2 separate regions of the Homo sapiens genome follow, and region 1 is linked to region 2. A link is an interaction called in ENCODE POLR2A ChIA-PET data of the cell type or tissue named here. Cell type or tissue: MCF 10A. All regions are shown on one strand.

Region 1 (2,500 bases), 160 kb before region 2:
ATGTATTTTAGTCAAGGAAATGCTAAAGAAAAATCTTATTTAATTCCCCACTGTAAATGCACAAGAATCTCAAATGAGAAAATCTCTCTTGTAAACTAAAAACTGTTGGTATTCAGATAGACTAAGATAATGATTGATGTCATTCTAGGTTATTTTAGTATACTTTAGTACTATCTGAGTGTTGAAAGCTGAAGTTCTCTTTTCCTTCTTGACTTTGAAAACTCTTCTCAGCTGTTGGTTACCTCAGCACACCTACTTACAGAGAAAAATAAAAGGGGGAAGGGAGGGACTTATTCTAATATATCTATATTTATTTTGATTGAGTAATGTTTAAATAACTTACTAGTTGAAGTCATTAACACTTTAATCCCAAATTATGAAGTTACTCCTGTAAGTTGCTCTGTGTTCATTCTTTTCCCTCTTGTATCCCCTGGCACACTTTTCTGTGTCCTTGGGAAGAATTAGTATCTTAGTTGGATAAACTAAGCTGTAGATGGTGTGCAAATTGAGTCCAGTAGGGAAATATCCATGTGGTCCTTTGTCCCTGGAGATTGGATTTTGAACTGTGAATCCTCACAGAATTGAGCAGTTTGGTGAGAATGAGTAGATCCTGAGCACTACTGCTGTTCATATTGTTCGTGGCAGTAACATGAGCTTAAGATAGAAGTTACGTTTCACTTACTGGCCTTCGGGTACAATGTAGTTCCTTCACTGGTTCATTTTTTATCAGATTTTCATTGATTGGTTGATAAAATATGTTTGTTTGAAATAAAATTCAGGAAACCCAGGGCATTACATAGATTTATGCTGTTGAGGCAGCAGGAATGTATGTGATGGAAGATAGAAGTGGAAGAGATAGGGAGAGACCCAGATGAAAAAGTCAGTTGGATGCAAATCTGATCAGAACATGTCTTCCTTCTTTTTTTCCTCCCTTTGGGAAGAGCTGTGATTGAACAGGGAGTCTGTGAACTAGAGGACAGGGAATTATAATGTTGAAGTTTTCTGTCATTAGATGAGTTTTTTACACATAATTAGTTGCTTTTAGTCCTCATCCCTTAGCTCCAGTGCTCTTAGCCTTGAAAATTCTACTTAACATCGAGACTCATTTCAAATGCAATTCTTCATCTCCCTCAGGTTATAAGAATGCATCTTACCTCTTTGGATGCAGATATTTTTTAGCGTTTAACTTTGTTGTAAGCTCAAGGACCTTTATTGTTAAATTTCTGTTTGTTCTTTGCTCAGTGCCTTATACAAAGAATTAATGAAGGGAGGGCACATAGTAAGTAGTCTTGGCACAATTTATCTTCTTTTTTTTAATTTCCTTTTTTTTGAACTTCTGTTCTTGAGTATCTCTCATGATAGACTACACATGGGGAAGGGAAACATTCTAAGCAGAGAATCCTTCTTCTAGTGCTCCTTTGATACCCTAAGTTGTTTTTTTCCCTTTATCCCTTCTTACCTCCTCCATCAACCTACACCTGTTAGTTATTCAGGGAATAAAATACTTGGAATCAGCATTATTGTGCAATTGAACCACACACCCTATCCTCATCTTACAAGTGGACCACCTCTGTACTCAGCCCAACCCCAGCTACAAAGTTGAGGAAGGAATGGGTTGGTGCCAAGCATAGTAGGCTGAAGAAAGAGAGATGAGGACTGTTTTTGTGTCTTTCCAAATAAATGTATTATAATAAAAGACCCTCTAATTGCTGCTTCTATCAGTCAACACTTATACTTTCACCAAAAATATAATATTTTTATTTTAATTGGATTTTTAAAACAGCCTTATTGAGATAAAATTCACAAAACCACTTAAAGTGTATACAATTCAATGGCTTTTCAGTATGTTCACGGGGTTATACAACCATCACAACTATCAGCTTTTCATCACCCCCGGAAAAAATCTCATATCCATTAAGAGTCACTCCCTCCTATCCCTCCTCATTCCCCTGAAACTGCACTAGTCTTAGGCAACCAGTAATCTCTTTTCTGTCTTAAGTTTGCCTGTTCTGGACATTTAATTTAAATGGAATCACATAATATGTAGTCTTTTGTGAGTTGTCTTGTTACTTAGTGTAATGTTTTCAAGGTTCATCCATTTTGTAGCATGTATGAGTGCTTTTCTTTTTATTGCAGAATAATATTCCATTGAAATAGATATATCACTTTTATTCATTCAGCAGTTGATGGGCATTTGGGTTGTTTATACTTTTTAGCTATTCATGGATAAATTCTTCTGTGGATATATGTTTTCATTTCTCTCAGGCACATACCTAGGAGTGGCATTATTGGGTTGTATGGTAACTCTTTTAACAGGAACCGTTAAACTGTTTTTCAAAGCAGTTGTACCAGTTTACATTCCTGTCAGCAATGTAAGAAGAGTTCCAGTTTCTCCACACCCTCTCCAACACTTGTTCTTCTTCTTCTTCTTTTTTAATATAGCCATTTTAGGAAGTGTGTAGTGATATCTCATTGTGATTTTGATTTATATTTCTCCAAT
Region 2 (2,500 bases):
AAACCTCCAGAAATGTAAAAGGTCCTTATAAGCACTTGTCCATACTTTATTAGCTTCAAAATATTGAACACCTGTTTAAAGTTATAATTGTAGAAACTGTCTTATTTTAAGGTATATAACAAATAAAGCTCAGAAACACAATGGCGTTGTTATAACGTGTCACCTGACATTGTCAACAGTGGATTAATTAATAGGCGTGGTTTCTACAGGATCATTAGATAGATTTTGTATTCATTTTGATCAGATGTTCATCTCTACACAAAGTTCGAGGGGAGTGCAAATATGTCATGGGAGTATGCTACCATGCTGTACCTCCACCCCAGCCAGCCCCTACCCACTCCACCAACAGCCCTATATTTGTCGATGTGTGAACTTGCTTGAGCCGGGTGGACTAGAAAATACCTAAAGGGAGTTTATTAAGAAGAGAAATGATATGTTTCAGTTCTTGGTAGCAGTCTAGATGCTGGTGAATGTTAGGCCACCACCGTCCATATCGTGAACTCTCTGAGAGACAACTCTGGCATGGCAAATGACGTGTGATCATGTGCATTGACTCATGCAAATATAAGAAAATCATTGACAGCTCAAGACCCTACTTTCAGAAGATTGCATGGGAACTGCTAACAGGACCTTCCGAGTACCCTGCCAGCTCACACCTGTTAATTATGTACACCTGCCCAGGGCCAGCTGCCCATGTAGAAGGTTCAGAGGCAGGTCAAAACTCCACCTCTTTCGGCTTCTTCCGGCTGCTGAGTAGCAGGAACTAGCCTAATTAATCCTGATGCTTCCTAAGCATTTAGATTAGAGAAGTAAAAGGTATCAGGAAGTCAAAAGATTTCTTTGGAGTTTTTTGTTGTTGTTGTTGTTTTAACTTTAAGGTCCTACATAAACTGATGTTGAATTTATAGAAAATTTTGCTTTGGAGATTGAGATGAAAAGAGTCTGATTTCTGAGGTCTAATTATGACTAATCAAACCGCCACAGGCACTAGATCAGAGGAATGCATACCTCGTCAGCATGAAAGCAGCAGGTAGAAACAGCTGCTCTGTGCAAATTTATCTGGACTGATCACAGCAGAAGAAAAGGAACTAGGTTTATGTCAGGACCTGGGCCAGAGACCAGAGTGACTTTTTTTCTAGGAAATGGCAACAGTGCCAGCAATCTTTTAGCACAAGGTATAAGAAAAACTAGTCATGCTCTACCTGAAATAATTTTTTTAATTCATAATATTATTTATTCTGTTACTGGAAAAATAGACATATTCTTTCTTTCTTCACTAGCTGTAATTTATAGCAGGCAGGAAGAGAGTGCTGGATTCCTAAGGGTTCTCTAAGGAAGTCAACTGCAATTCCCCACTTTTGTGCCCATAAAACAGCATAACATTAAACAGTGGACAATACAGGGACTTTCAAGATCATGGTTCACAAACTCCCAACTTGATCACACATCTCATTCTATATGTTTGCCTGGAAGTCCACCTCTTAGACTATACAGTCTTTTCTTGAGCCATTTTTAAAGTGAAATTTTAACTGTACCTATGTGGAATTTTTCTGGATTTCTTCCCATCTACTCAGTATCAATATCTACTCCATATCCATCTACTCAATATCTACTCAGATCCCTGCCTTGGAAATTGGAAAATGGAAGATGGGAGTGGAAAACAATATCAATTCTTAGTTTTTGGAAGTGAACCAATTTGCTCAAATATTCATTCTTCCAGAATCAGTCTTGGAAATAACCACTAGCTACTCTATCAGATAGTTTGTGCTGCAAGATAAACTACCCTAAAACTTGTGGCTTAAAACATCCACTATTTATGTAGCTAGCAATTTTGCAGATCAGCAATTTCGACTGAGCCTAACTGGGCAGTTCTGGTCTTGACTAGGCTCAATTATGGGTCTGCCGGGTTGACTGGGACCCATAGGGTGGCCTCTTGGTCAACTTGTTGTTTCTTCATGTGGTCTCCTCACCTTCCAGCAGGCTAGCCCAGGCTTTTCCACACTGGGGCTGGCTGGGACACTAGAGAGAGAGCAGAAGTGTTCAAGACCTCCACAAGTCTTACCTTGGAACTAGCACAATATTATTTCCACCACATTCTATTGGTCAAGTCACAAAGCCAGCCCAGATTCAGGGCCAGCCTACCGCTTGATGGAAAGAGTTGCAGGGTCACATTACTAGGGGCACAGATGCAGGGAGTTATTACACTGTAGTCATCTTTGCAATCTACCACACATGTAATGGAGGAAAAGGGGATCCAAATAATTTTATCACAGGTGAATTTTCCATAGAAGAAAAATGAGCTGATAAATAAATTATATGGATTTGTACCTTTAAAATAGTAATAAGCAGTCATTCTTGCTAATATTAATGCCATGAAAACAAAAACTACAGGGGCAAATTCTCAGCTTAGTTTTAGTCTGGCTTCCCAGATTTTATACATGATAAATGGAAGACCTTTCCCCTTAATATAACTTTCATTTTCAATAGTTTGTATAGATTC

What was found. ChIA-PET counts read pairs that join two places held together with the same protein. Peaks named below come from ENCODE experiments on the same cell type or tissue, not always from the same donor. Only the 100,000 strongest peaks of a DNase experiment are listed, where the experiment ranks them.
Region 1: POLR2A ChIA-PET joins it to region 2 with 6 read pairs; 10 of 35 experiments call an interaction of 5 or more read pairs at or near these places.

What each region holds. Positions count from the first base shown.
Region 1 is chr5:115,535,516-115,538,015 of GRCh38, reverse strand. The region is part of intron 2 of FEM1C (fem-1 homolog C); the gene reads left to right. Among named protein-coding and RNA genes, the nearest start is that of FEM1C, 8.0 kb to the left of the region's middle. In MCF 10A, no CTCF peak of the experiment used is centred here; no DNase peak of the experiment used is centred here.
Region 2 is chr5:115,378,297-115,380,796 of GRCh38, reverse strand. No RefSeq gene overlaps it. Among named protein-coding and RNA genes, the nearest start is that of CCDC112, 83 kb to the right of the region's middle. In MCF 10A, no CTCF peak of the experiment used is centred here; a DNase peak (open chromatin) is centred at 1,006.